Linked DNA regions of Homo sapiens: regions 1, 2, 3 and 5 are each linked to region 4. A link is a loop called in an ENCODE intact Hi-C map of the cell type or tissue named here. Cell type or tissue: A673. All regions are shown on one strand. Region 1 has its middle 420 kb from the start of NDST4. Region 2 has its middle 520 kb from the start of MIR1973. Region 3 has its middle 120 kb from the start of MIR577. Region 4 has its middle 120 kb from the start of NDST4. Region 5 has its middle 450 kb from the start of MIR1973.

What was found. Peaks named below come from ENCODE experiments on the same cell type or tissue, not always from the same donor. Only the 100,000 strongest peaks of a DNase experiment are listed, where the experiment ranks them.
Region 1: it touches region 4 in a loop (5-fold over the local background); 19 of 110 quality-filtered maps call a loop at or near these places.
Region 2: a loop joins it to region 4, with 2.0 times the contacts of the local background. A loop is called at or near these places in 8 of 110 quality-filtered maps.
Region 3: a loop joins it to region 4, with 2.4 times the contacts of the local background. A loop is called at or near these places in 5 of 110 quality-filtered maps.
Region 5: a loop joins it to region 4, with 8 times the contacts of the local background. A loop is called at or near these places in 10 of 110 quality-filtered maps.

What each region holds. Positions count from the first base shown.
Region 1 is chr4:115,534,817-115,539,816 of GRCh38, reverse strand. No RefSeq gene overlaps it. Among named protein-coding and RNA genes, the nearest start is that of NDST4, 420 kb to the right of the region's middle. In A673, a CTCF peak has its summit at 2,196 (motif pointing right); a DNase peak (open chromatin) is centred at 2,216.
Region 2 is chr4:115,777,567-115,782,566 of GRCh38, reverse strand. No RefSeq gene overlaps it. Among named protein-coding and RNA genes, the nearest start is that of MIR1973, 520 kb to the left of the region's middle. In A673, a CTCF peak has its summit at 2,082; DNase peaks (open chromatin) are centred at 876 and 2,116; H3K27ac peaks cover 2,062 bases.
Region 3 is chr4:114,777,321-114,782,320 of GRCh38, reverse strand. No RefSeq gene overlaps it. Among named protein-coding and RNA genes, the nearest start is that of MIR577, 120 kb to the right of the region's middle. In A673, a CTCF peak has its summit at 1,941 (motif pointing left); a DNase peak (open chromatin) is centred at 1,890.
Region 4 is chr4:115,232,052-115,237,051 of GRCh38, reverse strand. No RefSeq gene overlaps it. Among named protein-coding and RNA genes, the nearest start is that of NDST4, 120 kb to the right of the region's middle. In A673, a CTCF peak has its summit at 2,461 (motif pointing left); DNase peaks (open chromatin) are centred at 2,141 and 2,421; H3K27ac peaks cover 2,545 bases.
Region 5 is chr4:115,849,730-115,854,729 of GRCh38, reverse strand. No RefSeq gene overlaps it. Among named protein-coding and RNA genes, the nearest start is that of MIR1973, 450 kb to the left of the region's middle. In A673, a CTCF peak has its summit at 2,038 (motif pointing right); a DNase peak (open chromatin) is centred at 2,079.

The sequences.
Region 1 (5,000 bases), 300 kb before region 4:
GAGGAATAAAAGAAATTGTCATTGTTCTACAAAACACTGTTCAATGTGAAGCACTGTCCAAAGCCCCGTTTACCTAAACATTTCACGGACAAGTGTGGGATTTCTTGAATTTAAATCTGATTCTGAGCCCCCAATACCTAGTGTAAAGGAATTCAAAAAATAAGCCTTTATTAAAATATCTTCCCTTCAGGTAGAAGGCTAACAACAAAGACATGGCTTCTGTTTTTTTCTATAGCGAACTTATGGTTGCTACTTTTGGTACTCCCAAATGACCATGGTCTGCATAAGCACTGAAAGATAAACAGCTCTACTCTTCTGTATCAGCATTCAGCAGGAGTATTTTTACTTTCTCTAGATTCTCATTAGTGGCATTTCAATCTCTTCCTCCTCTTCCAACATGCAAGCATGCCTGTGTGCAAGTGTATACACACACACACACACACAAATTTTACTAACCTACCACAGGTACTGCAACTGAACAGGTCCCTGCCAATCAGGAAACCCATCCGCACTCTCAAATCTCATCTCTCTGCATCTTGGGGAACTTCATTAAACTCAAAGCATCAGTACTTCTCAATACATCTTTTCCTCCTCTATACTTTGATGAATTATTGTCAATGAGCCAATGGCTTTTACTATATACAAGCTTGGTTGAGGATAATCTTCAGGGGTGCCATTAACTTCTTTGAGACTCTGAAACATAAAGTCCATTAATATACCTTAAGACAAATGAGGCCCAAACAATACAAAAAAAGTTTGTTCATTCTACTTATGTGTTTTTCCTGAGATTCTCCTCCAGCCACCAGAACAAAGAAATTAATACAATACAGTGTCCCATTACGTTCATATTTCCCTAGCTAGCAGAAGTATATGCTCAAAGAATATCAGGAGCTGATCAGATTGAAAGGGTTATTGACTCCAATCCTCTCATTTCATAGATGAAGAAACAAAGCCTCAAAATAGTTAAAGGACTTCTCAAGGTCACACAATAAGTTAATTCCAGAAATCTCTTGGTGAAATGCTTTTTTAAAATGTCCATTCATTTATGTTTGTAGCATATTGTTACATAAATTATTCAAAAGAGTTGGATAGTGTTTTATATAATTAAGTAATTAAGAGAAGTTAAGTCAGGGTAAAGTCTAATAATATAATAAGGTGTTTCCTTACTTAAATAGCTTATTTTTGAAAAAAACTGTGTGATTGTGATATGTCAAATTCATTTTCAGGTAGTATGTCAAAATTCATTTTCAGGGTATGTTGAGTTCATGAAAACTAAATTTCAAAGTAATTCACAAAAATTTACTTTTTTTACTTGCTTTAAAGTGGAATAGAACATAGTCTACATTTAAGTTCTGTTCAATCGGTATCAACCAAATTAACATTTCAGCAACTTTCAAATCACCCCTGGCAACTCTGGCAAAACGTGGTTTATTAGGTCAGGAACATATGCATGTATATAGTTGAGAGGTTTCACTCATATACGTGTGTGTATGTATTTATACACTTTGCTTCTTCTGAAGGAAAAAAGGGAGACTTTAAATAATTTTGAAATATAATCTCAGTGAACTTAGAGCTTGATTGACAGGTTAATAAATATTTCAATATTTAATGGATTACTGAAAAAATAGGTCATCATGATTATATAGAATTTTCTTACCTCACCTTTACTTCTAGAAACTGTTTTTCTATTTTTATCAGCACAATGTGTGGTAAATACAATAGCACAATATTAAACTTTGCAATAAATAAAATACTAATGAAACAAAATAACCTGAGTATGAAGTAGTTTGTAAAAACTAAAGTCATGAATCAAATGCAATTGGTTCAAATAACAATTAAAGGTATTGAGTCCTGTATTTAGTTGCTCAGGAAAAAAAAAAACTGTTAACGTTCCTGCCAATATCTAGTTAATAAAATTAATAGATTAATAAAGTTTGTTTAATGTTACTACCATTTCCTATTGGTTTCTTCTTTTTTCTTTTTTCTATTTACAGTTATTACATACGAAAAATTATACTGGTTTTTGAATAATTGTCTTTGTATGGTTCAAATCAGTTTCAAATCTTCCTTCTCTATACTGACTTCAGTGCAAGTAAATTACCTTAAAGTAGAAATGTCTTTTCTTAGACATAAAACCATCTAATTTAACTTATTTAACCATTAGACATTTTTATAATTTAAAATACTTTATGCAATAATTTATGCCAGAAGGTGGCACCAAAAGACTCAACTTTAAAATCCCTTTATTAATAAGTGCATTCCTTTATTCTATTTCTAAAGGCAGAAAAATAGCATTGGAAGAGTCGATTAAAATGATAAAGACAATACGTACATTTTGAGGTTGTATGGGGCACTGACCAGGAATACTTATTTTTGAGTTCAGATATAACACAGCAGTAATAATTCTAACAGTTTATGCTCATTTTACAAATTTATATGCATTTCTGAGCTTCTTAAAAATGGAAGCTTACAGATTATCAAGTGGATGTTTCTCATAACAAGAGAAAACAGCATATATTCTCTCCCAGTAAAGTATGTTTCTGATATGTGTTTTACATTTCCATCATGAAACTTAGGCCATTTTAGTTAGTTTTCTAACTTTAAAGATAGATCCAATGTCAGATTAAGGGCAAAAAATTTCCAAGCTTCATTAGTATTATCAATAATATATCATTCCTTTTCATTTGCTTTTATCTTGAGCAGTAGGTAAATTCAATAATGGGAGCTCAAGCTCCGGTATCAAAATGTGTGATTTTGAGTTCTTGTTCTGCCATATTCGTAGCTGTGTAACATTGGGAAATTTAAATAAATCTCTTACCACCTCTTACTCTCTGTGTCTCTTTCTCTGTTTAAATTTAATTTGTTAAGCTTACTTTGTGATAAGGTGGTAAAGTTGCATTAGAATTTAAATAAGATATACACATAAATTGCTTAAACAGTTCCTGGCAATTAGTAAACATTCAAACATATTTTGCATTAATAATGTTATTTTTTAAAAAGTTTTCTCTTTTGATAGTTACCTCTAAAGATTCCTTAGTCTTAAATTTCCAAATAATAAAACTCCTTGGAGTTTGGTTTAGTTGGGAATCATAAAAGGAAACATTTATCTGATGAATCATTCAGTACAAAAAATATACCAATTTTTAACTTTTTTATAAAACTGCCAGAAATATCAAGTAGTAAATATTTTACCCTATTGGTACAAAGAATGTTTTGAAAATATGTGTATCTGAGCACTTCTTTATAAAACAGAAAAGGGAAAAAATATATTGAATAAATACAATTTAGGCAATGAAAGTGCATATGAGATTTAAAAAACAAAACTATTCTGCTAAATCAGGCAAAAAAGAGCAAATTTAGTAAAAGAAGTCATACTTAATAATGAGTTAACATGCCACATGAGTAACGCTGTTACTAAATTTTATCCACACACATGTATATGACATACATATTTATATTTTGGGGTGGTAACTGATGTGTGTCTGCTATAAAACCATAGCACATTTATCTTTGGGGCACAAATACAAAAAATTGAAACTGAAAAACCAGGTGAATATGCTATAATAAGATACAAAATCTACTTCATTTCTAAATAAAATTATAGCTATTCTATGCAATGAAAATAATGTGTGCCCAATTAGTTACTTAGTCACTGTTTGCAAAACGAAGGCCTACAGAAGTAGCCAAAATGAAAACAGTCTAATTTTCTCATTGTTTTATCTCAGAAAGAATTATTTTATTTTGCCTCAATAAAAATGGATGTTAATAAAGGAGTAGATAAATGACAGGAACTACATACATTCTAACTACAAAGAACCTGAGAACAATTTCTACAGCAAAAACATAGTGATTTCTAACCTAAGGAAACTATCACCTCCTCAATCTTTCTCTCTGTTCTAGAAAATTCTAAATTCAACACATCTTTATTACTATAACATAGAAAACCAAAGGTTATAGTTGATTATTATATTACTTATAAGCCAAGTTTATAGTGTCTTCATTTTTATCCATAACACAATAGAATCTGAATTAGGCTAATCTCAAGAGGTATTTAGATTCATTTCAGATAAATATTTAAATTGGTTTTGGAAGCTTCTTGAAACTGTCACATTATTCTTCCACATTATAAATTACAGGAGGTTTGCACATGTGCACATGTAAATGTTTAGAATACACTTTCCTATACGCCTCTCAAATATTTTAAAATATTTTAATATCCTTTATAGTTTCATAAAAATCTTACTAACCTCTGCCTTTAACATTATTTTTTTACTATAAAGTAAAAATTTTCAAGCTTATTTCTTAACATCTACATTTCAGTTGGTCGTGGATGTACCTCAGTTTTAAGAAAGCAGAAAAGGCGTTGAAGATTTTTGATGAAAGGTAAACTTCTTTTCAAAGCAAGATTCACCTTACTTTTCTAAACTTGCAATGTTTGTTGGTGGTGGTAGATTCCTGGGTGCTAGCTGGATGTTTGCCATATTTTTGTTTTGTTCTGAATTTAATGCAAACAAAATGCTAACATATTACGTTAAAAATTCCAGTTTATGGAGTATTTCCTAGATACAGAGACATGTAATAAATTTTAAATCATTGAACTGATGTCAACCTTCACAACGGTTGCATTAATATAAATGTTTGATCCCATTTATCAGATAAAAACACCTGAAACTGAGAGAATGTAAACAATCTAAAGTCATAAAGATGATAAGAAGAAGTAGACAAAGAATTTATGAGCGGAATTGAGTGATATCAAATAATATATTCATAAAGCACACTACTAAAATATCTTGATCTGTTAGATATTGCTCTATTCTCTTTTCAAATATAAATTCCTGTTTATGGGTCTGATTCATGAACAAGATATTAGAATACCAGTTCTCAATACTGTTCTAAATTTAATAAGGGAGTTCAAATAATCAAAGATACTTCCTATTCATACCATAGACAAAACTAAAGGGAAGAGTAAAAACAAAAGTGCATTAAGTTATTTAGTTGAA
Region 2 (5,000 bases), 550 kb before region 4:
GGAATTTGACCTAATCTTGCTTTTCAATCGCATGACCTACTATTATCTAGAATGACTCAAATAGCAGCAAAGACAATCTACACAGTATCAAATCCACTTCATTTCCTTTCTTTCTGAACTCCAAAAATCTTCCCAAGTAGAACTCCCTACAAACTCACTTATTCATGTCCTGAATTTGGATATAGGGTTTCCCACTCTCAAACTTAATATTTTATCCTTTTTGGTTTCTTACTCAGATAGAAAACAACTGTTGTGACTTCAACAATATCTCAATACAGTTCAGGCATCTACCTTGTGCATTCTAATCATCCCTTCCTCTCCTCACTCTCCTTGTAAAGCTCAGTTACAAGTTCCACGTTTTAAACACCTTCCCTTACTAACATCTGTTATGCCTTGAATTCAGTAGTTTATAAATCATTTGCATAAGGATCATATGTAAAATTGCAGAACTGAATGAAAATAGAAAAATAGATTTGAGATAGGCAGGCTATCTTGTTTTCTCTTTTAATGTGGTTTGGAGAAAAAGAACAAAAGCCTCTACTTAAGCTGTGGCTGACCTAACTTCCAGCCAATCACCAACAAAAGACTCAAGAAGCCACTAACCACAAGTTCCTCCTTTCAGGGGGCTGCGGACTTCCTCAGGGACCCTTTTATGTGCAGTTAGATTCATATTTCAAATTATAATTAGGCCTTCCTCATTTTAATGCTAAAAATTATGCCACAAGATGAAGATTTAAAACGCTAATGATACACGCAATGTATGTAGAAGCAAACTGAGCCACTGCGTAAATGCTAGAAAAAGCCTTCCTATACATGCCCTGACATCATCCGTCCCCATAGGAGAGCCCCGTAAAATTGAATCCCGCACAGCTTTCAGGAAGCAGCCCCAATTGTTCCCTTTTTTTTGTGCTGGCTCCCTTGTGCACAAGTTAAATAAACTTTCTTCTCGTTGCTACGTCTCGCAATCTCTCTTATTTATATCCTGGAAGATTACAAGAACCTAGGGCACTGGCAAAAAGTTGAAACTATCTTGAGTTACCTCCTGCAGTTATCTCAATCAACATGGCTTACAAGTAGAGCTAGATGCTCTAATAGTTAATATGCAAAATTTTATACCTGAATCTGTCCAGGTTTAAAAAACTCTGAACAAGTTTGTGAAAATTTTGATTTGTACATTTTATAGAATACACAGCATACACAAATGCAGTCTCTGAAAACAGGTAAATCAAGAAAAAAGATAGATAAGTTCATAAAAGTAATTAATAGGTTATGATCACTCCACTCCTCTGTCTTTCCACCATGGTCCCAGAGAAGTTTTTTTTTTTTTTTTTTTTTCCTCACAAAAAAATGGTATTCTTCTTCAGGGAAAACATGTTTGCAAACTATTGACTGAACTTTATTGCACTGCTTTATTATTAAGCCTGTTGTTGTTTTAATACTAAGGGAGAGAGTTGGTCTCATAACATTACTCAACTTGAAAGGAAGTGCTAATCACAGCAACCAACTAGTACAGCTTCACAGAAGGCTTAAAATTTTAGTAAGTGCTTTTACTCAACAACAATGTACACCAGAGAAAAGAAAGTCCTTAGTGGTCCTTCTATGCAAAACCCATATCTGAAGTAGGAACTTATTTTAGAGTTACTCAGAAGAGATTTGAGCTTAATAAATATTGTCACAACTGATTTATTCTACTTAGCTAATTCATGTCACTAAATTATTGATATAGAAAAGTCTTACTAATGAGTAAAAACATTATCTCTGAATTATTGTGTATTTTAACCCCAAATGTTATCACTATCTCAAAATATAACTGAAATATAAGTTTCAGTTTCCTTGTACTATTTCAGTTTCCTATTTATTAATGAGCTGCAGGACATTTTTAAATTTGAGAATGCTTAGCTTGCGATAATATGAAAAATATGACATATAATATGCAAATCCAGACAAACATGCACAAAATGTGCTCGATAATTTCATTCAAAAGAAACTAGAGATAAAATATAATAGCTTATTTCTCAAAAGAACAATTAGAGAATAAATACAGATTAAAATCCACACACTAACATCCCAGGGACTAAAACTATAGATGGCAGTGTAGTTCTGCCAAGAGCGTGGGTGTTTACATTACGTTGAAATTCATTTCCTGTTGATGGATTTAAGAAAATTATTATATCAGTTAATAAAACTTCTGTTAAATAGGGTCAAAAAAGAATGATTTATGCATAATACTCAGCATACCCAGAGTATTATTTAGAATCTCTTTTCACATCAATGAATTCAAAGAAATTTTATGTGTCATTATTAATTTATTTACCATTGTGCTTCTCATCAATTTATCCTGGTTAACATAATGCCCTAAAGGGAAATATAATAGGATATATATTTCATGCAGTTAGGAATACCATATAGTGTAAAAACTATGTTTAAAATATAACAGAGTACACTGGGTATGATGGTGCGTGAGTGTAATCCCAGCTCTTGGGAAGGCTGAAGCAGTAGGCTCCCTGGAGCCCAATATTTCAAGACCAGCCTGGGACAGAGTGAGACCCCATCTCTAAAATATTATATATATAAAAATTGTATATATACATAATTATAATTAAGTAGGAAACATTAAATTAGATATATCTTTATTTTTAAATAGTATCTTTATTTTATAAATATATAAATAATACACATACATATAAATACATATGTACACACACATACATAAAGACACATAAACTCATTTAAAAATATAGGTGATATGTCTAATTTAATAATAATTTAAAAATATCTTAAATATTTTAAGACTTCTGAGGAATAATTATTATAAAAGAGTGAATTTTACCTCCAAATATCTAAAGTAGAAAGTTCTTTACGTTAAAGAAAAGTATTGAAGTTTTTGTTTTGCTTCATCTCTCTCTTTCTGTCATTATTGTCCTAATATACAGAAACCAATGTGAAAGTAAAATAAAATAACAAATTTGTTACTCAATATGATTGATTTTGTTTTATGAATAGCCTGAAGTAAACACTATTATGAAGAAATTGGCCTTGGACGTTATAATTTCAATGAAGTAAACATTCCTGATTTACATTCTCTTAATATGAAAACGACAATCCATAGGAAAAAAATAAGATATATCTTCAGCCTTGTAAGCTTTGTTTTTAAAGTGACAGTGTACCAAGATTTTCTGTCACTAAATAATTCAGACACTTTTGTGTGTCTGAATTGAGAAACCTATTTCTTGGCTTAATATTCATATTTACATTATTAACCAATGCTTAGCCCTGAAAAAAAAAACAGATAGGCATTTCCAAATAATCTAGTTGAAAGCTTTATCTCATTGGTACTCTCAGTCCACTCAAAAGTATAACATAAAATGTAAAATTACAGAGTTGTAAGAATCAGAAGCAAGTACTCACCTGGACTACCCTAAGATTTTCATTTCTCTATGTCCATCCAAAAGAGCATAGCTCTTAAAAAATAATGCAACTGCAAAATATGATTTAAAATATCTCCAAATATGCCCAGTTGCCTTTGACAAAGCTTTAAAAATTGTTTTGTACATAGAATATCAGAGCAACACATGCTGAAAGACATGGTTCTTCATGCATCACATAAAACAAAAACTTTAAACTCTATCTGAGATCAATTTACTTGAGGATAGTACAAATCATTAGAAGCATAGATGGTCGAGAATGAATTCCAAAGATTCCAATAGATATAATCATATCAGCTGTGGAAAACTGAAGTAAAAGTTGAACCGATAAGCCTGAATATTGTTCTATGAGTTTTGAAAATGCAAGTGATATGGAGGATAAACTGGAAAAGATGAAAATGATGGCCAGGGGCTCATTTTGTCATAAGGATAGTTTTGGCAATCTTGATTGCCAAAATAAGAAAATAGGAAGTGAGTAGATAGGGTGGTTTACACAGGAGTGTGTGGCAGAATAATTGAATGGGCTAAAGACAAGCAGAAAGGAAAACGTAAAAATGACAGTTAATATATAACTCTTCATACTTATAGGGTTCTTATAATATTTTGATACATGCATACAATGTTAATAATCAAAACAGGGTAATTAGAATATCCATTGCCTCAAACATTTATTATTTCTTTGTGTTCTCATTCTAAATCTTCTAGCTATCTTTAAAATCTACTATAATTGCTGTTAACTATTGTCACCCTACTGTGCTATGGAACACTAGAATTTATTCTTTCCATCTAACTGTATATTTTTTACACACTAACCCACCTCTCTCTATCTTCCCCTTTCTCATATCCTTTTCAACATCTGGTAACTATCATTCTACTCTCCGACGCCTTGAAAGAAACTTTTTAAGCTCCCTCATATGAGTTAGTACATGTAATATTTGTTTTTCTGTGCCTGAATTATTTCACTTAACATAATGTCCTCCAGGCTCATCCATGTTGATGCAAAGAACAGAATTTTGTTTTTTTATAGCTAAATAATATTGCAGTGTGTATATATACAACATTTTTGTACCTATCTGTTGAAGGATACTTACGTTGATTCCATATTTTGGCTACTATGAATAGTGCTGCAACGAACATAAGAATGCAGATATTTCTTTGACAAAGTTATTTTATTTCTTTTGCATTTATTCCCAACAGTAGAATTTCTGGATCATATGACATTTTAATTTAAGTTTGTTGAGGAGTACTCCAAACTATTTTCCAAAAAGACTTAAATGTAAGTCCTTAAACTATGAAACTACTGGAAGAAAACTTTGAGGAAACACTTCAAGACATTGGTCTGCACAAACATTCTTTGTGGTAAGACCTCAAAAGCCCAAGCCACAAAAGCAAACATAGACAAATAGGATTAGATTAAACCAAAAACCTTCTGCACAGTGAAGGAAACAATAAAGAGAGTAAAAAGCAACCTACAGAATGGGAGAAAATATTTGCAGATTACATATCTAACAAGGTACTAATAACCAGAATATATAAAAAACTCAACACAAAAGAATAATCTAAAACCATGGGCAA
Region 3 (5,000 bases), 450 kb after region 4:
ATAATTTTTGTTTTGTTAATGTAATGCAATTTTTGCATCATCTCTCAAACAAAAAAATTAGGTATAAAATATGTGAAAGAGGGATTTATATTTTCTATATTATATAATACTTGCTACTTATATCAGTCAATCAAAACTACTATTAAGCACCTACCATACTCGCCAAAGTGTGGTAGTTGCTAAAGTGAAAACTGGAATAATAATAATAACAACAAAAGAGTAATTACCTGTTATAGTAAGTATTGCAACAGACTAGCAATAATAGTTTTAAAAAGGAAGAAATGTATTAGAGTAATGCTATAGGAAAATGTCCATGTAGGAAATAAAGGTTGAACTGAACATAACAATATATCTTGGCAGGTGTATATAAAAGAGAATAATAACTCAGACAAAGGGAAAAACCAATAAAAATGAAAGAGTGAGATGACCTTTATTATAAGTTTTGAGTCAGTGAGAAGCTTCTCCTAAAAGGTTCCTTATCAGAAGTAGTGAAGAAATGTTGACTAGGAAACACAGAAAAAACATATAGAGTAAAAGCAAGAAGAGTGTAAACTTAATGTTGTGCTACCAAAAGACAGTATGGTAATAATAATTTATAAATGTGGCTCTTGACATTTCTTTCAAGTATTCCCACATCATTTATTTGCAAAGGGCAGACAAAACATTGTCATCATTCTTGTTTAACAGATGAGGAAATAGCCTCATTACAAGTAAAAGACTAGTAAGTGACATCCACGTCTTGTTGAGGTGGTCTGACTTCTGAGGCAGGGATCTGATAACTTTATGGGCTTCACAGAGCAGTAACAGTGTGAACGTGTCTGTTAAGGACAATGAGTTTTACTGAATAAACAGGATGGATTGGAGAGACACGAATTCGGAGTCAAAGGCAGATAGAACCAGTCATCGGCTTCAGTGTCCTATCTTGTGTAAAGTGGTGAGAACATATATGAAATAGTCTAAGGTGAAGTGTGTGATGAGCAAAGAAGTCTAAAGCATAAGGAGGATAATGATGAAACTAACACATATTAGAATTTTGGTTAGGAAGATAGAATTTTGTGGGGATTGAATTCATATTTAGATTTGGACATTTGAATAAAAGGTGATGGGAAAATGCCCAAATGGAAACAGAAATATATACCACGTGAAAAGATAAGCTTAAGACACAGCATGGAGGTAATTGTTGAAATAATGAAATGAAGGAACTCTGTGGAAGTGGCCTGGAGAACATGATGAGCAAAAGCTAGAAAGCAAAAGACAGAACAAAGCCTTAGAGAGCAGTCACATGGAGGTAACAAAACATTGAAGAGTGTGCAATGTGAGGAGCTTCCAGTCCCACAATGGCAGCATAAAAGCAAGCTGGCTTCACTCCTCCCCACAGAAAACCAAAACCAAATATACAACACTGAGATTATCACCAGCAGTATCCCAGAACTGAAATATGAGGATGAGACAGTTCCTGGAGCCACAGAGAAGTGAAGAAAAACTCCAAGCAGATGGTAAGAGAACTGAACTTCTATGCCAGTGATGCCCGGCCCCACAATCTGCCCTGCACCAAGCACACAGAAAAATTTCCCTCAACTCCCGGTTTCTACAATGGAAAAAGTGAGACCAAGGTGGACAACCAGTTTCCCATACCAGGAGACCTTTCATTGCCTCAACCCATGGGAAACATCACCAGTGCCTGAAGTGAGAAATACTCCAGAAGACAGTCAGAGACAAAAGGTGGTCTATAACTTGGGTAAAGGAAACATCCGATCAGAGTGGCTGTTCAATAGCACCACACTATAGGAGGTGCATTCCAAAGGTCCACTTGGCACAAACTCCTAGAAGCTTTTCCACACTACCAGGATATCCCCTTTGAGAACTCCCTCATTCAGGGCAGGGAGTGCTCTGATTGTGTACTAAATCTGAGGCAAACCTGGGCTTATGCCACCATCTAGTGCCAAATATGAGGTAATGACCTAGCAGGAAAGAAAGAAAGGAAATTCTAAAATTACAAAGAAACTCTAAACAAATATATCCAGGAAAAGTCAAAAATAACACAGAGAAGACAGGAATAGATAGCTAATACTTCAATGCAAAGGCATAGACATATACTTGCAAGAAGCAAAAGCAAACAGAGAATCATGACCTTTCCAAATGGGCAAAGCAAGAAACCAGTGATGGAGATTAATAAGATGGAGATATGTGAGCTCTCTAAGCAAAATGTAAACTTAGCAGTTTTTAGGAAACTCAGTGATCTTCCAGATAACACAGAAAACCAATTCAGAAATTTATCAGAGAAATTTAACAAAGAGACTGAAATAATTGAAAAATAAAATAGAAATCTTGGAACTGATAAATACATTTACTGAACTGAAAAAGAATTATTACAAGCTCTCAACAGCCAAATGGATAAAGGAGAGGAAAGAATTTGTGAGCTCAAAGGCAGCCTATTTAATTGAAAATACACAGAGCAGAAAGAAGAAAAAGAATGAAAAGCAACAAATATCAAATACAAAATATAGAAAAGTATCTCAGAAAACCAAGTCTAGGAATTGTTGGTGTTCAACAGGGAGGTGAGCAAGAAAAAGGCTAAGAGAGCTTATTTAAAGAAAAAATAACAAAAAACTTTCAAAACTGGAGAAAGATATAAATATCCAAGTACAGGAAGATCAGAGAACAACAAATAGATTCTACCTAAGTAAGACTACCCCAAGACATGTAATACTCAAACTCTCAAAGGTCAATGACAAGGAGAGGATTCTAATATTCTAATAGCAGCAAGATAAAAAGAAGCAAATAACATATTTTTTAAAATCCTTCCAGTTGATCTGGCAACAGACATCCCAGATGAAATTATACAGGCCAGGAGAGAGTGAGATGATGTTTTAAAAGTGTGGAAAAAAAAAAAAAGAAAAAGAAAGAAAAAAAAACCTGTCATCCAAGAATGCAAAATCCAGCAAAGCTATCCTTCAAATACAGAGAGATGGTCTTTCCCAGACAAATAAAAACTGAGAGAATGTATCACCACCCTTCTGATCTTATAAGAAATACTGAAGGGAGTTCTTAAATCTGAAAGAAGAAAACACTAATGTGCATGAAAACAAACAAACAAACAACAAAAAAAAAATTGAAGATATAAAACCCACTGGTAAAATTAAGTGCACAGACAACCCCAGAATAGTCTAATTCTGTAATTGTGATAAAAATCTGCTCATAATGAAGCCCAGAATACAAATCTATAAAAAACAATAATATGCACAGTTACTTGTCAAGAGATAGGCAATATAAAAATATCTAAGTTAAGACAACACAAAAGCCAAATGTGAAAGGAATTAAGTTAATTTGCAGAGGATTTTTAAAATTTCATTTGTTTACATTATTCTCTTTGCCATCTAAGATGTTATCATCTCTTTAAAATAACTTCATGTGTCTGTAAGATTTTTTTGTAAGCCTCATGGTAATCATAAAGCAAAAACCTATAATAGATCATACACAATAAAACACAATGAATTGAAACATACTTCCAGAGAAAATCATTTAATCCCAAAGAAGGCAACAAAAAGGAGAAAAGGAAGAGAGGAGTTACAAACCAACCTGTAAAAAAAAAAAATCAACAAAATGCCTATAGTAATTCCTTATTTAATCGGTAATAATGCTGAATGTAAATGGACTAAATTCTCTAATTAAAAGACATAGAGTGGCTGAATGGATAAAGAAACAAGACCCTACTATATGCTGTCTACGAGAAGTGAACGTTACCTATAAAGACACACATAGACTGGAAATGAGAGTATGGAAAAAGTTATTCTATACAAATGGAGACCAAAAAAGGGAAGAAGTAGCTATACTTACATCAGATAAAATAGACTACAAGTCAAAGACTGTAAAACCAGACAAAGAAGATCACTATATACTGATAAAGGTGTCAGTTCAGCTAAAGGATATAACAATTATAAATATCTATGCATTCAACATCAGAGCACTCAAGTATATAAAGTAAACATTAATAAATCTAAAGAGAGAGATAGACTGTAATGCAATAATAGTAGGAGACGTTAACACCCCACTCTCAGTAATGGACAGATCATTCAGACAGAAAATCAAAAAGGAAACATTGGAGTTTCTTTTCATCAGCACATGGAACATTCTCCTGGGTAAGCTACAGTTTAGGCTGCAAAAAATATCTCAACAAATTAAAAAAAAGTAGAAATAATATTAAATATCTTTTGTGACCACAACAAAATAAAACTAGAAATCAATAACAAGAGGGTTTGAGCCTTGGAAACTACACAAAACAAACACATGGAAACTAAATAACATGCCCTTGAGCAAGCAATGGGTCAATGAATAAATTAAGAAGGAAATTTAGGAATATCTTGAAACAAATGACAATGGAAATACAACATATCAAAATCTATGGGATACAGCAAAAGCAGTACTGAGCGAATTTTATAGGAATAACCAAAAGTAGAAAGACTTTAAATAGACAACCTAACAATGCACCTCAAGGAACTATAAAAGTGAGAAAAAATCAAGCCCCCAAAAATAGAAGGAAAGAAATAATAAAGATCAAAGCAGAAATAAATAAAACTAAGACTAAAAAAAATAGAAGATCAAAAAAAAATTTTAAACTGGGTTTTTAAAAATATATTTTCAGCTAAACTAAGAAAAAGAGAGAAAAGCCAAATAAATACAATCAGAAACAAAAAAGAAGACATATCAACTGAGACCACAGAATAAAAAGAATCATTACGGACTAATATGAACCACCAGATGCCAACTAATTAGAAAACCTAGAAAAAATGCATAAATTTCTGGACACATGCAACCTACCAAGATTGAAAGATGAAAAATTAGAAAACCTAAACAAACTGAAAACAAGTAATGAAATAGAAGCCATAATAAAAAGTCTCCCATCAAAGAAAGCCCAGGATCTGAGGAATAAACTGGTAGAGTCTACCAAACACTTAAAGAAGAACTAATGCCAATTCTACTTACATGCTTCCAAAAAAAAT
Region 4 (5,000 bases):
TTTTTTTGGAGACGGAGTCTTGCTCTGTTGCCCAGGCTGGAGTGCGGTGGCGTGATCTCGGCTCACTGCAAGCTGCGCCTCCGGGGTTCAAGCCGGTCTCCTGCCTCAGCCTCCTGAGTAGCTGGGACTACAGGCGCCCGCCACCATGCCCGGCTATTTTTTTGTATTTTTAGTAGAGACGGGGTTTCACCGTGTTAGCCAGGATGGTCTCGATCTCCCGACCTCGTGATCCACCCGCCTCGGCCTCCCACAGTACTGGGATTACAGCCATGAGCCACCGCACCTGGCCTGGAAATTCTTATAAATACAAATACAAATTGAAGGAAATACAGGAAAGGACATTAACAAACCACTCACAATCTTTCAAAATATATGTAAATATATATATATATATATATATATATATATATATATATATGTAAGTATCCATACTTCTTATGTAAAAATATAGTTTACATAAAAATAAATAGAAAATACAATCTCTGCTTTTGCCTACTCTCATCAGCACAAACACAATGAGAATATAGAGAGTTGAAAGGACATTTAACATAGCCAAATATGTAGGATAGCTCTTAGTTTTAAAAATTATTCCCTGATCACAGTCATATATTAGATCATGAAGAAAATCTCAGAAAACTCCAATAAATAGAAACTACTTCAGCCACATGTTCTTTCAAAAGGTAATAAAATTATGAATTAATTGAGCAAAAACCAAATAAAACATCCATTTGATTATTAATCAACATTCCTCTGAAAAATTTGCTCAGTTAGGAAATTCTAAAACAACTAGAGATTATTACTGAAAGTGGGAATACTTTTAAGTGCTTTAGGATGTATCCACATTGGCTTCTGAGGTTTATAAAGTGAAATGCTTACATTTAAATAATGAATTAAATTAATTAAACATCAAGTTAAGAAGTTGAAAAAAAAGTAGGATATGATAAATAAAAAAAAAACGAATAGTGGAGAAATAGGCAAGTTAAAGACAAATGTTATCAACTAGAAAAAGAAAAAACCACAGAATAACTAAATTAATCCAAAAAATATTTCTTTAGTAGATATAATCAAAATATAAAATATATAAAGCTTTTACAAGTTTAATTAAATCACCACACAACTAGGAATATTTATGACTAATGATAAAAACACAAGTATGGTTTTCAAATATAGAGAATATTACATCCTTACCAAAATCTTCTAAAAACAAAACATGATTTCAACAAAATAATAATCATAGTAAAATGAAAAGAGTGAAATAAATAACTTTTTAAAATTCTGAACACAGGTGATTTTATAGCAGATATTTTAGGTTTGTGTGGACATTCCAAGTCTGTGCAAAATCTTCCAGAATATAAGAAACATTTTGTTAAAAAAATTTTTTAAAAACATTTACAAACCTTTATATCAAAATCTGATAAAAATAAAAATGAAACTTTAACCTTATTTCGCTAATGCATATAGATGCAAATGTCTAATAAATAAAATACCAGCAAATCTGATCTTAGTTTCCTCAATGATTAATGATTACTTTAAGTATCTTTACTATCAGTTAGGTTTTGATATGCATTACAATCAAATGCATATCAAAATTATGTGCCAGGTCTCCAAAGAGAAAAATGGCCGAATTGAACCACAACTCTCCTTTTCTTCCTTGTGTCTTGTGTGTACTGCTTTGCAGGATGCATTTTTCTGACCTGAGATCATGATAGAAAATGTTATCAACTTTACTATCCAACCCATTAATTACATGTTTTTATTTTATCCATGTCTTCTTGCTTTTTTCTTTTATTCTTCTTAGAGAAGACCACTTTATTAAAGTATGCAATATGTTCTCATATCTTAATATGACAATTAGTCTTGTTTTGTTTTTGCTTTATTTTCTCCTTTCTCCATTGGCTTTCTTTTCTCATTTTTCCACTTTTTGTTAGTTTTGGTCGCTCACTTTTCATGTTGGTGGCTTTCCTCAAATATCGGGTAAGCTTTTACTATTCCATTACATTTAAAAGTGAAACACTTGAAGCTGATTGGAAGCTCTCTGTAAAGGCTTTGTTGATTGAAGCCATTTACTGTGGGATGAGCTGCAATGACTCTGTCTTTCCTTAGTGGTGTCTCCTAATTTCCTGCTGTGCAAATAAATACCAGATTGCTTCGTTTATTCCCAGAATGGGGAAAGGGACCTGAGTTCTGCTTTTCACTCAGGCTGGTTATAGTCCCAAGCCTGGCCCTGTCCTCTTCTATGCTTGTAGTTCATGTACTGAGTTTTCTTAGAAAATAAAACTTTAGTGTTGAGGGATGGATTGGTTGTAAGAAAGGGACCTGGGAGTGAGGAGTCAATATAATACAATACAGCCTCTTACACAACCTCCTGTTTTCAGGTTCCCATTTTAGCTATGTCTTTTTCAATAACTTATGTTCCCAGGAGCTGTGGAAACAATTCTATTTTGTGTCAGGCATGCCCCCTGCAGGTACTTTTTTATAAATCCGCTAAGTGAGGAACCATATTCTCTTTATGTTATTTTCTCTCTTGCTGTATTGGACTTTATAGATTTTTATGTATTTTGAATTCCTATTTTAGTGAGTTTTCATAAAAAGAGGAGATAAATGTCAGTGATCAATCAATGGTCCATGTCTAACCAGAAGCTTCAGAGTCAAATTAGTGAATTAGAATGATGTAATCCTTAAGAAAAGTTTTGATTGTGTAATTTTTGATTATACATAATAAAATTATCATAAATGAAATAAAATTATTTTATGCATTCTATCTCATATAATCATGAATTTATCTACTTTGTATTTATCAAAGACCCTATGTAGTCTAAACATGCTTTTCTTGCATGTGGCTCTAGAATTTAATCCCTATTATATTAAAATCTAGCAGAAACATTGGGAAAGAATTATAAGGTTTGAAATTACTCATGATTTTTTAATCATATTGCTGTTATGAGTTAATTTATTATTAATTTGTGTTTCTTCCTTTAAGTGAAATTTTAAAAATTGCAATTGATTGAATACTCAGTATAGCTGTATTCCATTTCATTAAAAACTTAAACTTACACATCATATCATACAATTTAATTTGAAGATACCTTTCAGCTATATATTCATGATAGGAAGATATTTCACAAGTGCATGCTGTAAAAATTGCTATGGTATTACTTTTTTTTTTGTCACAGAAGCCATATTATTGCTGAGAGCAAATAAGCTTAAACCTCAAAGGATTTACTTCGGAAGTTAAAAGGTCCACTAAGGAAGTGAAAACCCACAATGCTCTAATGGAATTTAAACATAGCAAAACCTCTTCTCCCTCACACTATCATTAACTGCTATGAGGCTTTTTTGATGAAGTTTAAAAAGCTTCTTCAATAAATTCCCATAAGCAAGCCAAAGTAAGGACAAAGTGGTAGCCTGAATTTTAGAGCTATATTTTCTTGTTTGATTTTATTTAATAGCGCTTTATTACTTTTAGCCAGTTTATTGTTTTCTGTCACCTGACCCTTGGAGTAAAAACAGTATTGTCGCATGACTTAATATTTAAAAGTCAATAAGGACACAAGAAAGGCACTGTGTGAGACTTTTCTAAAGACATGCTTGAAATTCACTGACAAATAATCTTTTCTCATTGCTATATGCAGGAGTGTCTTGCTAAACATGAAAAATGGGTTTTTAAGCTCACTTGGTGGGAGTAATTTCAGTTATAAAATGTAAGCCTCTCTTCATAGGAAATTCGTGTAAGATAGACCCAGATCCCTGAAATAAAATGGTAAAGCAACACATAAACATAAAAAGACCAAAGACAAGTTGCATTTTCTTAAAAAATTAAGAATCAAGACCAGCTATTTAATTTTTAATTACCTTTTTTTAGTCACTGTAAGTTTTGTAAGATAAAAAATTGAAACCTTTCAAAGTCATAATCTGTTTTCTAATTTTAAGACTCAAAATCCTCAACTTTAGGTTTCTGGTCCCAGGGCAACTAAAATATTTAAAAATTTTTTAAATGAGGTAAAATTTTGCGAAGAAACTGAAATAACCTTCAAACCCAGTTCCACTAGAAAGGAATACATAAACTGAGCTATACCATGACATAGCACTTTCTACAATTTCTTTCACACACAACTCCTTTCTTCCTAAGGCTTAGGGATAGTTTGAAGATTTAGATTTTCTTCTACCCAGTTTCCTTTACTTCTTCTGGGGTTTAATTTTCCTGCTAGTCCTTCTACTTTAGCTTCTTAATTCATTCAAAATAGTTCAGGTTATGCTGTAGTAACAACTCCAAATTTTCACTGGGTTACCTCAATAAAGATGTGCTTTTGCTCTGAATTTATGGTACCTCCACAGCAATATAAGCTTTCACACTAGCTGCAGCAAGGGAAGAGTCAGGCTGAATAATGGATCATTGCTTTCCATCAGAAATAAGATACCTCACTCCTCCTAACATTAGATTGACCAAAACAGTCACACTGTGTAATTCAAGGGGGAATGATCTGCCTGTAGTCCTTGCTACTTGGGAGGCTGAGGCAGGAGGATTGCTGGAGCCCAGAAATGCAGAAGGGCCAGACTTTGGTGAACAGGGGTAGAACCTATCAAGTTTTTTTTTTCTTTTTACTGGACTATTTTAAGTTCATTAATATAACTTAGAATCATAATTTTCTAATTTTGCTTCTATCATTAGAATCAACATTTTATGATTGGATAAAAAGCAGGAAGAAATGGATATGCAGGGTTTTACATCAAGGAAGAAATAGAAAACCTTTGACTCTGGTCATACCTCTGTTCCACATGCATTCATAAGCTCTTGGTAGTTCAGTAGACCCAGAATACTTTCTATGATTAAGAAACTCAAAAGGATAACTTTCAAATTATTTCAAGAAGAAATGAAAAATTGTATCAAATTATTTTCTGTGGTCTCATATCTATACTCACATATTTTGCTCTGTCTGCCTTACATTTTTCAATGTCAGAAAGATTATTCCAGGAATATTACAGATTTTTTATGTCTCCTA
Region 5 (5,000 bases), 620 kb before region 4:
ATGTTTAATTTCCATGTAATTGCATGGTTTTGAATGATTTTCTTAGTCTTGACCTCTATTTTTACTGTGCTGTGGTCTGAGTGTGTTTGGCATGATTTAGGTTCTTTTGCATTTGCTGAGAAATGTATTATGTTCAATTATGTGGTCGATTTGAAAGTATGTGTCATGTTGCGATGAGAAGAACATATATTTTGTTAGTTTTGGGTTGAGAGTTCTGGAGAGGTCTATCAGATCCATTTGGTTCAATGTTGAGTTCAGGTCCAGAATATCTTTGTTAATTTTCAGTCTCAATGATCTATCTAATACTGTCTGTCAGTGGAGTGTTGAAGTCTCCCACCATTATTGTATGGAAGTCTATGTCTCTTTGTGGGTCTGTAAGAACTTTTTTAATCAATCTGGGTGCTTTCGTGCTGAGTACATATATATTTAGGATAGTTAGTTCTTCCTGTTGAATTTATTCCCTTACCATTATGCATCTCCCTTCCTTTGTCTTTTTTTTTTTTAATCTCTGTTGATTTGAAATCTGTTTTGTCTGAAATTAGGATGGCAGCCTCTGCTTTTTTTCTGTTTTCATTTGCTTGGTGGATTTTTCTCCGTCCCTTTAGTTTTAGCCTATAGGTGTCATTATGTGTGAAATGGGTCTCTGGAAGACAGCTTACCATTGGGTCTTGCATTTTATCCAGGCTGCCACTGTGTGCCTTTTAAGTGGTACATTTAGCCCATATACATTCAAGGTTAGTATTGATATGTGTGGATTTGATCCTGTCATTGTGTTGTTAGCTGGTTATTTTGCTGGCTTCTTTGTGTGGTTGCTTTATTGTGTCATTGGTCTGTGTATTTAACTGTGTTTCTTTACCATCTATTAGCAGTCTGTCCTCTCCATATTTAGTGCACCTTTCAAAATCTCTTCTAAGTCAGGTCTGGTGGTAACAAACTCCCTCAACATTTGCTTATCTGAAAAGGATCTTATTTCTCCTTTGCTTAGGAAGCTTAGTTTGACTGGATATAAAATTTTTTGTTGAAGATTTTTTCTTTTAAGAATGTTGAATGCAGAACCCTGATCTCTTCTCGCTTCTAGCTTGTGAGGTTTCAGCAGAGAGATCTGCTGTTAACCTGATGCGGCTCCCCTTGTAGGTGACCTGACCTTTCTCTCTAGCTACCTTTAACATTCTTTCTTTCATTTAACCTTGGAACATCTGACAAATATGTGTCTTGTGGATGAACTTCTTATGTAGAATCTTGCAAAAGTTCTCTACATTTTCCAAAGTTGACTGTTGGCATCTCTAGAAAGGTTGGGAAATCTTTCATGGACGACATCCTAAAATATGTTTTCCAAGTTGTGTGCTTTCTACCCTCCCCGACCCTTTCAGGGATGCCAGTTATTTGTTTATTTGGCCTCTTTTCATAGTCCCATACTTTTAATAAATTTCGTTCATTTATTTTCATTCTTTTTTCTTTGTTTTTGTCTGACTGTCATATTTCAGAGAGCCAGTCTTCAAGTTCTGGTATTCTTTCCTCAGCTTGGTTTATTTTGCTGTTAATACTTGTTTTTGAATTGTGAAATTCTTGTGTTATTCAACTCTGTCAGATATGCTAGGTTCTTTTTTATACCAGCTGTTTCATCCTTTAACTCCTGTATTATTGCATTGTGATTCTTAGTTTCCTTGGATTACGTTTTGCCATTATCTTGAATCTTGATCATCTTTGCTCCAATTCATAGTTTGAATTCTATTTCTGTCACTTCAGACAGCTCAGCTTGGCTCAGAACTCTTGTTGGAGAACTGGCATGGTCATTTGGAGGACATATGACACTATGGCCATTTGAGTTACCAAAGTTTTGTGTTGGTTCTTTCTCATCTCTTCATGTGAGTGTTCCTTTAACTGCAGTTTAGACTGAGTACAGACAATATACTTCTTTTCTGAATGTTTTCACAGGGCCAAGGTTTTGTGCAGGGTCTTTATTTGAAGCTGAATTCTTGTCTTTGGTTTCAGAAGGGGGTATATTAATGAGATATTTTTGGTGTTGAGAAGCTTTGGGGTCTGATCCACTAGGTGGCGCTTAGGCACATTAGTCAGTTGGTAGACTCTTGCTTGGCTGTGGAGCTCTCTTATGTTTTCTAACAGTTGCAGCCAGGTTCTCGCTCAATGCTCTGAAAGTGTGAGCCGCCCTCCCCGTTGAGTTCTGGCTGTATATCGCAGCTTGGCACTCCTTGGCTGCCCATTGCAGCTCTGGGGCAATCTCAGTGTTTATGTTTCCTTCTCAACTTGGAGGCAGCAGAGGCAGGGACCTTAGTAGTGGTTGTGGGCAATGGTCTCTTGCTTGTTTCTTGGGGGCTCTACCTCAGAGAAATGCAAGTCAGCAATTTCTCAGTGCAGTCCAGAAGAGAAGGTCTGTGTGGGCCCAAGCCAGGAGTTCCATGTGTAGTGATGATCAGGATGGTGGGCAGGGGGAGGGGTAGGACCCATTAGAGACAGACTGGCCTTCTCTCCTTGGGTCCACTGCAGCTAGTTGGGGGTATGGATAAAGCACTTAGAGTCTTTGCTGCTTTGTTACTCCGAGGGTAGCAAATGCAGTCCCACTGCAATTGCAGTGGCAGAGAAGCTTTTAGTTGCCTCTAGGGGCTCTGTCCTGGGAGCTGCAGAGCTGCTACTGGCTCAATAGCTCTGACAAGGAATGACTGGAGGCCCAGGCCTGGAGGACCTGCCCAGTGAGAATATGTAGGAACAGGAACCCACATAACAGTCTGACCAATTTTCCACAGGGCTGCTGTGGTATGCTGGGGGCCTGCTCCAGTCCCTAATCACTTCAGATTTTCAAGTACCTAGAGATATCAACAGTGAAGACTTTGAAATAGTAAAAATGGCAGCCTGCCCCTCCTTTTGGGAGCTCCATCCCAGCAAGGTATGAACCTGTTGCCAGACTAAACACACCTGTCGAAGGTGGTTGAAGACCCCACCCAGTTAGGTCAGGTTAGGTGATCCCACCCAGTGAGGAGAAACAGGATCAGGGACCTGCTTTAAAAAGCACTGTAGCTGTGTTCTCATAGAGCAGTTGTGCTGTGCTGAGGGTTCACTTCAGCCCCTGGTCACCTTGGACACTCCAATGCCCAAAGGCCAGAATGGCTAAGTCCCCCAAACAGCAAAGATAGCAGCCTGCCCCTTTCTCTGGGACTTCCATCCCAGGGTGGTTTGAAACCTCTGTTGGCTAGAGACCACCGGTGAGGGTAGCTGGAGACTCTACTTGGGAGGTTTCACCCAGGAGGAGAAATAAGATTGGGAACATGCTTTAAAAAGCAGTCTGGTGACTTTTTCATACAGCAGCTGTGCTAGGATAGGGCCCACTCTAGCCCCAGGTCAGCTTAGACTCTCCAACGTTTGAAGGCTGAGACAGCTAAGTCAGCCAAACAGCAAATACAGTGGCTTACCCCCTCCCCCAGGGAACTCCATCTCAGGGAGGTGCAATGATGCTACTCGGGGCTGGCTGAATTTCAAACCAGTGGGTTTTATCTTGTGAGGTGCCATGGAATCAGGGCCTGCAGACTGTCGCTGCTCAGTCCCCTGGTTTTAGCCCTTTTCGTAGGGTTATGTATGGAGGTCTAACTTCCCACTTTGCCAGATTTTGCAGGTACTTTTGCTGGAAATCCCCAAAAAACTGAGTGTCTGAGGCTGCCCAGTCTCTGTGTATGTGTGTGTGCCTGAGCAGCTGCTCTGCTGAGACTGCAGGTAGCTGTGTGTGTCAGACTGAAAGCCCTGGTGGAATGGGTTCACAAGGGGATCTCCTGATCCTAGGGTTGCAAGGATCCATGGGAGAAGCATGGATTCCTGAAGTTGCACATTCACTCACTGCTTCTCTGGGTGGGGGAGGTTCCCCTGGTTCCATGCTGCTCCCAAGTGGGTCGTTATCCTGATTTTCTTCATTCTCCATGGGTTGAATTGCTTCCTTGATTAGTCCCAATGACTACTATATTGGGACTAATTTCCATTGAAGGTGCTATATTGACTCGCTGTTGAAGGTTCTATATTGACTCGCTCCTTTCGTTCCTCTCTATGAGAGCCACTAGCAGCTTCTCGTTGGTCATCTTGGGGACCTTCCATTGATTTTTATTAATATCTGCAATATATTGAGACTTGCATTCTAATACCAAGCCTAGACTTTAGTAGCACTTTAATAGTGCATGAACTTCAGGAAATTTCTATCTGTTCCCAAAGTTGAAAAATGGAATTTAACAACATTGCCCATTGTAGTGTAGAGACCTCACATGCATGCATGCACACACAAACATGCACACATACACACACACACACACATACATATTTAACCATTTTTTTTTCATTTTTTGGACAATGTTGTTAAACTGAGACATATTTACATTTTGGGGAGTTTATTTCAGTATTCAGTGATTCATAAATTGGGCAACATCAGACTGCAAGTGGTTTAGCACTTTGCTGGGGAAGAAGGTGGCAAGAGACAGACTTTTATAAGGTTTTCATGGAAGCAAGATAAATAAAACATGTTTGCTTAGCGTAGAAAATATCTAGTTAGGGTTTAATTGGAAGCTTGTGAGTGATAAAGTCTCTAGTTTTATTTTACTCTTTAGGCCATCTCAGCCTTAATAACCGAATATACATGTATTTTTAACAATGGTAAAACATGCTTTTGAATTATAAATTTTTAAAATTGGCTTAAAATGTATGTACTCATGTCCAATCATGATGGAGTTACATGTATTGGACTAAGTCTTCCAAAGAAAACAACTATAAAATTTGCATAACATGCATTAATACAAAACCATTATTTAAAGGCATTAAGAAAAAAGTACCATAGGTAGGACTTGAATGGAACCATAGCAGCAAATAACAGAAGATGAAAAATTTTAGTAGAGACCTAAAATCCTATGAAAGAGGTTAAGTAGGAGTTCTAAAAAAAAATCAATGTAATATAACTAAGATTAAGAATTTAAAAACTGGGTGTAGTAGTGAATTAGATACATCAGAATAGA